2 separate regions of the Homo sapiens genome follow, and region 1 is linked to region 2. A link is a contact called in ENCODE Hi-C or POLR2A ChIA-PET data. All regions are on one chromosome and are shown on one strand. Each heading gives the region's core, a stretch centred on a gene start or an enhancer-like site at or near the end of the contact. The rest is flanking DNA. Distances are from core to core; before and after follow the strand shown.

The links. A loop is a pair of places that touch in the nucleus more often than their neighbours do. ChIA-PET counts read pairs that join two places held with the same protein, here RNA polymerase II (POLR2A). Pooled maps may share reads with other maps.
Region 1: a loop to region 2 is called in a map with no recorded cell type, with 7 times the contacts of the local background. The contact joins two enhancer-like sites. A Hi-C loop is called at or near these places in 5 of 37 single-sample maps with no recorded cell type and 5 of 50 pooled maps. POLR2A ChIA-PET finds 5 or more read pairs at or near these places in 9 of 52 experiments (AG04449, AG04450, GM12878 and 6 more).

What each region holds. Positions count from the first base shown.
Region 1 is chr20:53,889,424-53,895,875 of GRCh38, forward strand. No RefSeq gene overlaps it. Among named protein-coding and RNA genes, the nearest start is that of BCAS1-AS1, 23 kb to the right of the region's middle. Within about 2 kb of position 4,413, at least 7 of the 41 ENCODE cell types and tissues checked have a DNase peak (open chromatin) inside an H3K27ac peak, as active enhancers do; they include GM12878 and OCI-LY7, where a contact is called at or near this core.
Region 2 is chr20:53,725,328-53,731,466 of GRCh38, forward strand. No RefSeq gene overlaps it. Among named protein-coding and RNA genes, the nearest start is that of ZNF217, 130 kb to the left of the region's middle. RefSeq lists enhancers at 1-12, 13-1,010, 3,225-3,725, 4,126-4,175, 4,456-4,555. Within about 2 kb of position 3,962, at least 4 of the 41 ENCODE cell types and tissues checked have a DNase peak (open chromatin) inside an H3K27ac peak, as active enhancers do; they include GM12878 and OCI-LY7, where a contact is called at or near this core.

The DNA of each region.
Region 1 (6,452 bases), core at 3,163-5,662, 160 kb after region 2:
CAGACCAATCTGGAACCTGCCACATGTACCAAAATCCATGTATACTCAAGTTCCCCAGTCGGTTCTGTGGAATCTGAGTATATGAAAAGTCAGCCCTCTGTTTTGCAACCTGAAAATACTGTATTTTCGATTTGCAGTTGGTTAAAAAAAATCTACGTATAAGTGGAACCACACAGTTCAAACCTGTGTTGTTCAAGGGTCAACTGTATTAGGAGAATAAGTAGACAAGCCACAGATTGGGGGAAAATTTTGCATATGTGATAACTTGTATCCAAAGTATATAAAGAACTACAAATAATAATACAAAGATAAACACAACTTTTAAAAATGAGCAAAAGACATCGAAGTGCAATTTAAAACCACAATGAGATACAATTTCATGCATATTAGAAGAGCGAAAAAACAAAAACAAAAAAGGAAACAAATGTTGGTGAAGATGAAGAGTAACCAGAAGGCTGGTTCATTGCTAAAGGGTGTACAACTGTCTGGCAGTTTCTTATAGACTCTACTCTTACGTATTACCCAAGAGAAATGAAAACCTGTGTCTACACAAAGACTTATTCATGAATATGCGTAGCAGCTTTATTCATAATAGCCACAAACCGGAAACAACCCAAATGGCATTAATAGCAAAATAGATTTTTTAAAAATTATTTTATTTTATTTTTTCGAGACAGAGTCTTGCTCTCTTGCCCAAGCTGGAGTGCGGTGGCATGCTCTTGGCTTACTGCAACCTCTGCCTCACAGGTTCAAGCAATTCTCCTGCCTCAGCCTCCTGAGTAGCTGGGACTACAGGCGCCTGCCACCCCGACTGACTAATTTTTGTATTTTTAGTAGAGACAGGGCTTTGCCATGTTGGCCAAGCTGGTCTCAAACTCCTGACCTCAGGTGATTCACCCGCCTCGGCCTCCCAAAATGCTGGGATTATAGGCATGAGCCACCGCATCCAGCTGCAAAATAGATTTTTTAAAAATGAGGTCTATCTATACAGTGAAATATGATTATTCAGTAAGAAAATGGAACAGACAGTCCATGCAACAACATGAATGAATCTCAAAATCACGTAGAGTGGAAGAAGACAGACATGAAGGAGCACAGTCTGAATTATTCCATTTCTATGAAATTACAGGAAAGATTAATCTATAGCAACCAAAAGCAGGTTAGTCATTGCCTCTGGGGGGTGGGGCATGGGGCTTGGCATTGCTTAACAAACAGCCCATGGTGCTTTCTGGGCTAAAGGACACATTCCCTTACTTGTTTTGGGTGGATGTTAATTACAGGGGGGTATATCATTCTCAAAACTCAGAACTGAACACTTAAGATCTGTGCTTTTATTGTATGTACATTATGCTTCCTTTTAGATAATGGGAGAGGAACAGCTGCCCTTGAAAGGTGACAAAATATTCCTTCATAGATGGACAGTGTCCAAGTGTCAGCCCCCATTCTGGCCTTGGTGAGCCCAGTTGGATTGTGAAGGAAACGGAGAAAGCATGGTGCCCTGATGTCTGTCCACTGCGAATGGCGTTTCCTGTTTTAACCAGACTTCTCTTGTGAAGGAAAAAATAGCCATCACTCCATGAGCCCTTCAATTGCCAGTCTAGAAGGCCATTTCCTGGCCTTGCGAAAAAACGACAGCACCCTCTGCCCAGCCTAGAACATCTTCTACCTGCTGGGCCCTGCTGGTGGCTGGGGCCCATCTGAATGCAATCACTTGTTTGTCCCTGGCCAGGGAGAACATCCTTCCAGCAGCCTTGCCTGGATCTGCTGAGTGAGCACCCAGGCTCCCAACACTGCAGGGGAGGGGGAGAAGCAGAAGCAGTGATTGTCTCTACTTTTATTTTTAGATGATCAGTGAGACAAAGCTGCCTGCATGAGGCAAGTTGTCAAGACCTCTGACTTCCTTATGGATCTGAAGCCAGCTTCTCAGTCTTCTCTCATTGTATCAGTTTCCTATGGCTTAAGGATAACAAATGTCCTTAAGCACTAAGTGGCTTAAAACAACACAAATGCATTAGCTTACAGTTCCAGAGGTCAGAAGTCCAACACAAGTCTCATGCAGCTAAAATCAAGGTTTTGCCAGTTCCTTCTGGATGTACAAGAGGAGAATCTGTTTCCTTGCCTTTTCCAGCCTTAGAGGCTGCCCACATTCCTTGGCTCATGGCCTCTTCTCCACTGAAAGCCAGCAGCGTTGGCTCTCTCTGTGCCTTTCTTCTAGAGTCACATTTCTTTCTGACTACTTGACTGTCTTCTTCTTCCACTTTTAAGGACCTATGAGATTACACTGGGCCACTTGGATAATCCAAGCTGAACTCCTTATTTTAAGGTTAGCTGATGAGTCAAGCTAATTCTGTTTACAATCTTAATTCCCTCTTGCCATGCAAGGGAACACAGTCATAGGTTTTGGGAATTAGGATGTGGATATTTTTAGAGAGCCATTGTTCTGCTGATTGCACTCCCTGATGTTCAAGTCCAACTTTAACTCATAAGCTCCTTACTCTCTTAAAATGGCCCTAGGTTGATAGTTTGGTTCCAAGACTTATAAGGTGTGTGGATAATGGTAACAGCAACAGCAATAATTACAGCAACCATACACCAAGAACATGCTATGAAGCAGGCACAGGAGACACATGATATCATCTGATCCCTGTAGGACCTGATGGAGTAGGCATCATCATCCCTATTATAGATGGGGAAACCGAGGCCTGGGCAGTATAAATAATGAGCCCAAGGTTACTCGGCTTTTAGATGGCAGATTCAAGATTGGAACTATAGCTTGCCTGACTTTAACGACTTCCGTCCTGACAGCAAATGACTAAATAGCAAACCTCTACCCTGTCTCCAAGTCAAGCTTCCTCTGAGCAGAGATTTTAGATGAGGAATAGAGATGATGTCTGTCCAATGCTTAGTGCAAAAGAGAACCCAAGACATGGAAGTTTAGTTAGGTAGCTTAAAAACAATATTATTGGCCTGGCGCAGTGGCTCATGCCTGTAATCCCAGCACTTTGGCAGGCTGAGGTGGGCAGATCACCTAAGGTCAGTAGTTCAAGACCAGCCTGGCCAACATGGTGAAATCTCATCTCTACTAAAAATACAAAAATTAGCTGGGTATGGTGGTGGGTACCTGTAATCCCAGCTACTTGGGAGGCTGAGGCAGGAGAATCACTTGAACCCAGGAGGCAGAGGTTGCAGTGAGCTGTGATTGTGCCACTGCACTCCAGCCTGGGTGACAGGGCAAGACTCTGTCTCAAAAAAATAAAAAATAAAAATAATATTGTTGCCTCTATCTCCCCTTTCCCTTTCCCCTTCTCTTTCCCTCCCCTCCCCTCCCCTCCCCTCCCCTCCCTTCCCCTCCCTTCTCCTCCCCCTCCCTTCCCCTCCCTTCTCCTCCCCCTCCCTTCCCCTCCCCTCTCCCTTCCCCTCCCCTCCCCTCCTCTCCCTGGCATCTTTTAAAGTGGGTGACAATGGGGTAAGGGTTTAGATCTAGGCTCTAAGTTTAGGCTACCCAGGTTCAACTTCTAATATTGTCACATTAGCTGCTTCCACTTGGGTCCACCTCACCCCTGTAAGCCTCAAGTTCCTCCTCATTTGTAAAAATCGTAGTGTGATACTATCTGCCTTGCCAAGTGCTGGGTGGATTAGAAACAATCATGCATGCATAGCACACGGTAAACGATCACTATTAAGCCACTCCCACATGTCCATTATTGAAGCAGGTGGTGTGAACAAGAGAGGCATGTATGGTCTTTGTTCACAAGCATCTCTCCCTCTCTCCCTCAGCCTTTCTTTCTCTGTCTTTTACACACACACACACACACACACACACACACACACACACACCAGTTAATGACATCAAGGGGGAAGTTAGGAAAGATGAAAAATTGGAGACCAAGACGGTCATAACATGGTTCTAATTTGTGGTTAAGAAATTCATGAAGGAATAGGTCAATGTGTACCCAGAGAAAGGAAAGATTCACTTATGAAGAACGTGGGAGTGAATCACAAGACTGTCACTGTCTGCAACCCTTGAAGGGGCCCCTTGACCATCTTGCTGGGCGATTTGAATCACCAGATGTGGTCTACCACAGTGTCTCTCATGCCGCTGCTCACATATGAACTTCATGATTTTTGCCATATCTCTTGCTGCCTTGTTTAGTGTTGACTTAAGATTTTTCTTTCATTATTTGGATATTGACTACACTGACATAAAAAGGAAACTTTATGTCACTATGGTAAATGGGAGGCTGATTTTCTTGCCACAGATAGAAACTGTGAAAAAAATACATACCGTTTTTTTTTTTAAAGAATGCTTTTTTTAAACTTTTTTTTTAGGTTCAGGGGTACACGTGCGGGTTTGTTATATAGGTAAATTGTGTGTCATGGGGTTTTGGTGTACAGATTATTTTGCCACCCAGGTAATAAGTATAGTACGAATAGGTAGTTTTTCCATCCTCTCCCCACCCCACCCTCCACCCTTAAGTATATATGTGTTCATGAAAATACACAACTATTAAAAGTAATACAGCCAGGTGCAGTGGCTCATGCCCGTAACCCCAGCACTTTGGGAGGCCGAGGCGAGCGGATCACCTGAAGTCAGGAGTTTGAGATCAGCCTGGCCAACATGGTGAAACCTCGTCTCTACTAAAAATACCAAAATTAGCCGGGCGTGGTGGCGTGCGTCTGTAATCCCAGCTACTCGGGAGGCTGAAGCAGAAGAATTGCTTGAACCCACGAGGCAGAGGTTGCAGTGAGCCAAGATCGCATCACTGCACTCCAGCCTGGGCAACAGAGCGAGACTCCACCACAAAAAAAAAAAAAAGAAAAAAAAGTAATACATAATGTTGCCGATAGCTCTCTGAATACCCTTCTGTATCCCACCAGTGTTTGGTATAACATACTTCAGGGTGCACCACTCTTGCAGAAAAAGCTGAAAATTCTGTATCTTTAGTTATTTGATTTTTTTTTTGTTTTAGAAATGGGGTCTGGCTCTGTCACCCAGGCTGGAGTGCAATGGTGCCATCATGGCGCACTGCTGCCTGAATGTCCTGCACTCAAGCTATCTTCCTGCCTCAATCTCCCTAGTAGCTGGGACTACAAGGCGTGAGCCAACACGCTGGCTGGATTTCTGCATCTTTAGGTTCTTAATCCTTAACCTTTTTGCTTCTCAGTTTCTCATCATTAGAATGGGGCTGTTTCACTGTGCACAGTGTCTCACACCTGTAATCTCAGCACTTTGGGAAGCCAAGGCGGGAGAATCTCTTGAGGCCAGGAGTTTGAGATCAGCCTGGGCAACAAATCAAGATCTCCATCTCTACAAAAAATTTAGCCAGGCATGGTGGTGTGTGCCTGTAGTCTTAGCTATTGAGGAGGCTGAGGCAGGAAGATCACTTGAGCCCAGGAAGTTGAGACTGCAGTGAGCTGTGACCACACCACTGCACTCCAGCCTCGGCAACAGAGCAAGACCCTGTCTCAAAAAAAAAAAAAAAAAAAAGAGTGAGGATGTTTATAAAAAGAGTCATTATTATTGAGAAATGACTGAGCTGAGCATTTTGCACCCATTCGTTAATATAGCCTTCATAAAGTTTCCATAATGATGTGGTATTATTGAGGTGGTATCTATGAGGCCACCGAGGCACAAAGAGGTAGTTTTGTTCTGTCACACAGCTTGTCACTGCAAGGAGTGCGAACCCAAGACCATCTGAACATGAAGCCTTGACATCCTGCAGTCCTGCCTCTCTGTGCTAGCCACTTCATGGGGGCTGAGAGCAGCCGAATTAACTAACGATGAAGAAGATGCACTGGGGATAAAGAGGAGAGGCTACTTACTGGTGCTTGCCGTGGGCCAGAGACTCCTGGAAGTACTTTTTCTGTATCAACTCATCTCATCCTCATCATAGACGTATAATGGAAGTCTTAGTATTATTCCCATTTTACAAATAAGGATGTTGAGGTACAGAACCTTTAATTAACTTGCATCCAGTAAGTGCTGAACCTGAATTGGAACCTAAGGGGTCTGGTTCCAGAGCCTGTCCCCCAACCTGATAAAGGCATCACACAGATGGTACAACTGTTTATATCATCACCGGTGACAGTTTCAACTCTGCAACTGAAGACTTATCTGTCTGCCTCAGGCTCTTATTTAGCCCCTGCCTGGCCCTACCTTGCTTGATTTCTTTTTTATTATAAGATGGAATTCAGATGACGTGAGCCTTCTAAGGAATTAACTTTGTGGCAGGAAGGTGCTCATTCGTTCATTCACCTAACCAACATAATTGGTGTCTAGCTATGCAAGACACTGCACTGTGTGTCAACAAAACAGGAAAGCGGTTGTGTGTGATGGTTCAGATGGGAGACACAACAACCACACAGACCCAAGATCCACACCCCACATCCATATTCGTTAGCTTGCAGGAGTTCTGGTCTGAACTTCTCCAAGCATCTGTTTCCTCATTCTT
Region 2 (6,139 bases), core at 2,712-5,211:
GCTTTCTCTACAGCTGTGTTCTTCAGATTCTGGGAACCACACCTACCTTTGCCTTTCTGGCCTGGGGGCAAGAATGGCTCTCTGCTGCTGCGATTAGCCTCAGGGCGTTCACTACTTCTTGCTCCTCTCTCTCTCTCTCTTTTTTTTTTTTTGAGACAGAGTTTCGCTCTTGTTGCCCAGGCTGGAGTGCAATGGCGCAATCTCGGCTCACCACAACCTCCGCCTCCTGGGTTCAAGCGATTCCCCTGCCTCAGCCTCCGGAGTACCTGGGATTACAAGCATGTGCCACCACGCCAGGCTAATTTTGCATTTTTGGTAGAGACGGGGTTTCTCCATGTTCGTCAGGCTGGTCTCGAAGTCCCAACCTCAGGTGATCCGCCCACCTTGGCCTCCCAAAGTGCTGGGATTGCAGGCGTGAGCCACCGCGCCCTGCCTAATGCTAACTCTATTTTAAGGGGGCATCTGTTTCCTGCTGGGATCCTCACTGGCAAACTCAAATGCCCACCAGGGCAGGATACGGGTAAAGTGGTCGAAGTGTAATGCAATAGGGAGGGGTGGTGACTGGTGAACTGGAGAGCCCTGAAATGGGCACCTGCTACTATAGGCTCCAGCTGCTGGTGCCCTTTGAGAGTATGATTCTAGCATTAATTTTTCCTTTTTTTTTTTTTGAGATGGAGTCTCGCTCTGTCACCCTGGCTAGAGTGCAGTGGTGTGATCTCGGCTCACTGCAACCTCCGCCTCTTGGGTTCAAGTGAGTCTCCTCTACCATTAACTTTTCTAATTAAAAAAATTTTTAAACTTTTTCTAATTTTTTCTATGTAAGCTGAAAGTATACATTTTATTAGAAGAACTTTCCACATTTATAAAAACATTCTCTGGGCCAAAGAGCATGTGCTTGAATTTGACCTGTGGCTGACACTGCTATAAGGGCAACAGCCCTGGTAGTCAGAGAATGAGTTAAACTATGATAATATTAAGTATTGTCACCTTGTGCAGACACAGCATGCATTATTTCATTTAATCGTTAGGACAATATCAACTTGAGGGAGGTTATATTGCTATTATATAGATGAGATCCCTATTATATAGTTAAGAAAACTTTTTTTTTTTTTGAGATGGAGTTTCCCTCTGTTGCCCAGGCTGGAATACAGTGGTGCAATCTCGGCTCACTGCAACCTTTGCCTCCTGGGTTCAAGTGATTCTCCTGCCTCAGCCTCCCGAGTAGCTGGAATTCCAGGCACCCCCCTGCCACACCCAGGTAATTTTTGACTGGGTTTCACCATGTTGGCCAGGCTGGTCTCGAACTCCTGACCTCAAGTGATCCCCCGCCTTGGCCTCCCAAAGTGCTGGGATTACAGGTGTGCGCCACCACGCAAGGTGAGAAAACTCTTTAAACAGTTTCAAGGAGGTTAAATGCTTCAACTAAGGTTGCCTCTGGATAAGAATCCCCAGTAGGATTCTGGAGCCTGGGAACTTCAGCTGAGACTCTCTGCTACCTTCTTGGCTGAGTTCTTGAGTGGGGCACTGGGCTTCGGACTGTGATCATCTCCCTGCCTGCTGCACAGACAAAATCAATCCACTCAGACCATGGCACGACAATAAAGAAAGAGTTTAATTAATCCAAGTCCAGCTATGCCATGCGGGAGATGGAGTTACTACTCAAATCAGTCTCCCTGAAGGCTTGGAGCTTAGGGTTTTTCTGGACAATTTGATGGGCAGGGGGCTAGGGAATAACTGCTGCTGATTCGTTGGGGAAGCAATCATAGGGGTGTGCAGAACTTGCTGTTGGGTGGAGCCATAGGACCAGTTGAGCCATGAGTCACGAGTCCTCTTGGGTTCAATCTGAACAAAAATCTAAAAAAAAAAAAAAAAAAAAAAAACACTGGGTGCGGTGGCTTATGCCTGTAATCCCAACACTTTGGGAGGCTGAAGCAGGTGGATCAGTTGAGGTCAGGAGTTGGAGACCAGCCTGGCCAACATGATGAATCCTTGTCTCTACTAAAAACACAAAAATTAGCCAGGCGTGGTGGTGGGTGCCTGTAATCCCAGCTACTTGGGATGCTGAGGCACGAGAATTGCTTGACCCTGGGAGGCGGAGGTTGCAGTGAGTTGAGATTGCGCCATTGCACTCCAGCCTGGGGGACAGAGACTCTGTCTCACAAAACAAAACAAAACAAAACAAAACAAAACAAAACAAAACAAAACAAGTGCAGTTTTGTTGCATGGATATATTGCATAATGGTGAAGTCTGGACTTGTGGTGTAGCCATAACCTGAATAATGTACATTAAACTTATTAATTTTTTTAATAATTTTTTTTAGAGACAGGGTCTTGCCATGTTGCCCAGGCTGGTCTCCAACTCCTAGGATCAAGTGATCCTCCCACCTCAGCCTCCCAAGGTGCTGGAATTACAGGCGCGAGCACCATGCCTGAACACATTAAACTCATTAAATAATTTATCATCTCTCATCGCCCCCACTCCCCTCACCCATCTGAGCCCCCAGTCTATTATGCCACACTCTGTGTCCATATTTATTTATTTATTTAGAGGCAGAATCTAGTTATGTTGCCCAGGCTGGACTCAGACTCTTGGACTCAAGCCATCCTCCTGCCTCAGCCTCCTGAGTAGCTGGGACTACAGACGTGAGCCACCTCACGCAGCATAAGAAAACCCCAATTTTGTTTCAAGTGAGAAAATATTCAGACCCAAAGAATTAGGATTGGTCTAAGTATGAGGTGACAAGCATGGAGAAGAAAAGTCAACCTGTGAACAAGGGTAGAGCAGAGAAGGAGATCAGGTCTATACCACATGGTTCCTTCAGTCTTCTTGCCGTGTGAGGTAATGAAAGGTGTTTCTTGCTTAAGCTATTGTTAGTCGGATAAGCAGTGAATTCCTGCTGCAAGGATTCCTAACTGCAACATATGCAATGGAGTTATATTAGATAAGGAGAAAAAAAATAATAGGAGAAGACAGAGGGCAGATAGAAGAAAGTAATTAAAACCAGCAGTCAGGCATTTTGGAATTCAGACCTCATTATTTTCATTTTCCAGATGAGAAAACTAAGGTTCCAGAGAAATGAACATAACTTGTTCAACATCTTAAAACTAGTCACCAGCAGACCTGGAATTCAAACCCAGATCTATTGGATACCAAAGACTGGTTTGAACAACTATATGTAATGCTTTGTATTGGGGTGTGTGTGTGTGTGTGTGTGTATGTGTGTGTAAGGGAGAGAGTGAGAGCTAGAGAGAGAGAGAGAGGGAGAACTAATGGTCACTGTTTGCTATGTGTCTGGTTATGTGCTTTACACTTTTGGCATATTGCTTTTCATTCTTAAATACAGCTTCAAATTTAGTTGTCATCTTCCTCATAATTTTATAAGAAAACGGAAATTCAAAAAGTTGAGTGACTTTAATAATTGAATATTGCCCAAAAGAAAAAAGGAAATTCTCTATGCCACCTGAGGTAGATCTAAAGAATTTTTCCCATCTCTATGTGCAGTGTATCTTTGTAGACCCTCCCATGAAGAAGTGGGGTCACTTTTTTTTTTTTTTTGAGACAGTGTCTCGCTCTGTCACCCAGGTTGGAGTGCAGTGGCACGATCTCGGCTCACTGCAAGCTCTGCCTCCCAGGTTCATGCCATTCTCCTGCCTCAGCCTCCTGAGTAGCTGGGACTACAGGCACCCACCACCACGCCCAGCTAATTTTTTGTATTTTTAGTAGAGACGGGGTTTCTCCATGTTGGCCAGGCTGGTCTTGAACTCCCGACCTCAGGTGATCTGCCCGCCTCAGCCTCCCAAAGTGCTGGGATTACAGCCATGAGCCACTGCGCCCAGCCAGAGTCACTTTTTTACCCTTTGAATCTGGGCTGAGCCATGTGATTTGTTTTGGCCAATATGTCATTAGCAAATGTTGGGGGAAACAGAGGCTTCCAAAGTACTTGTAAGCAGTACTTTGCTCTTTGGGAATTTTTACTGTCAAAGTAAGCTCTGCCGGGCGTGGTGGCTCACGCCTGTAATCCCAGCACTTTGGGAGGCCGAGGTGGGTGGATCACTCGAGGTCAGGAGTTCAAGACCGGCCTGGCCAACATGGTGAAACCCCATCTCTACCAAAAATACAAAAATTAGCTGGGCATGGTGGCAGGTGCCTGTAATCCCAACTACTTGGGAGAATGAGGCAGGAGAATCCCTTGAGCCCAGGAAGCGGAGGTTGCAGTGAGCTGAGATTGCATCACTGCACTCCAGCATAAGTGACAAAGTGAGACCCTGTCTCAAAAAAAAAGTACTTGTACCTTGGGGTTTGCCTTCTTACTTCTCCTGGGAACCCTATAACTTCATGTGAAGGAGCTAGCCTGTTGGATGATGACGTCCAGACATGTGACCCAGTTGCTCTTGTTACCCAGGTGATGGCCCCCAACCTCCACACATAGACAGGAAGCCGTCTTAGGATCATCTAGCCACCAGCTGACCACAGACACCTGGGAATACCCAGCAGTGATCATATGAGCTGGCCCAGAAAGGAAGAACCTCTCAGCCCACCTATAAAGTCACGAGCTAAACAAATGGTTGTTTTTAGCCACTAAATGTTGGAGTGGTTTGTTATGTGGCATAACTAATGGATACACTGACTTTCACTATATCAGACAAATATTGCAAATAATTGAGTGAAATGGATAGATATTGAGAATGTTTAATGTAAAGGTTTAAGTTAAATCTATCTTTTATGCAAAATACATGCCCATGTTCTGTTCCCTTTTTCTTTTTCTTTTTTTTTTTTTTGAGATAGAGTCTCGGTCTGCCAGGCTGGAGTGCGGTGGTGCGATCTCGGCTCACTGCAACCTCTGCCTCCCGGGCTCAAGCGATTTTCCTGCCTCAGCCTCCCAAGTAGCTGGGACTACAGGCACATGCCACCATGCCCGGCTAATTTTTGTATTTTTAGTAGACACAGGGTTTCACCATGTTGGTCAGGCTGGTCTCGAACTCCTGACCTCGTGATCCACCCGCCTCAGCCTCCCAAAGTGCTGGGATTATAGGCGTGAGCCACCACACCCGGCCAAACATAACTCTTCTTATAGTTATAATGATTCCGTGAAATAGGTCCTACTACCTCCCTCTTTTTTGTTGTAGTTGATTTTTAATTTTTAAGAGATGAGGTCTCACCATGTTGCCCAGGCTGGACTTGAACTCCCAGGCTCAAGCAATCCTCCCACCTAAACCTCAGGTGATCTGCCTGCCTCGGCCTCCCAAAATGCTGGGATTGCAGGCGTGAGCTACCTCGCCCAGCCTGTTCCCTTTTTCATTAGTGATAAGATCCTTGGCCATTAAAAGTTGTCAGTGAAGAAATATAGTGTCCCAGTGACGAGGAGTATGAAAAATACATTCTATTTTCACATCTTAAATGTCATTAAGATGTTGAAAGTGTTAAATATCAAATTCAAACTCAACTAGGTTTGACCAGCTTGTCCCAGTTTGTCTGGGATTTTTACATTTTAGTACTGAAAGTCCTGTGTCCAAGGAAACCCCTCAGTCCAGGAAAAACTGGGACAGTTGCTCACTGCTATGTTTTGTTTTGTTTTGTTTAAATCAGCCTACATCATGCTTTGATCTGCTGCAGTTTGAACACATTCCCTTTAAAATTTATATGTAGGAGGCCGGGCGCAGTGGCTCATGCCTGTAATCCCAGCACTTTGGGAGGCCAAGGTGGGTGGATCATGAGGTCAGGAGTTTTAGACCAGCGTGGCCAAGATAGTGAAACCCCGTCTCTATTAAAAATACAAAAATTAGCCAGGCATGGTGGCAGGCGCCTTTAACCCCAGCTACTTGGGAGGCTGAGGCAGGAGAATCGCTTGAACCCAGGAGATGAATGTTGCAGTGAGCCGAGATCACGCCACTGCACTCTAGCCTGGGCGACAGAGCGAGACTCCATCTAAAAAAAAATATGTGTGTGTGTGTGTGTGTGTGTGCGCGTATATATGTATATATGTGTGTATATATGTATATATATGTATATATGTGTGTTCATATATGTGTGTGTGTGTATATATATATAATATGTAGGAACTTAATCCCTAAATGATAGTATTAAGAGCTGGGGCCCTTGGGAGGTGATTAGGCCGTGAGGACTCTGCCCTTGTGGATG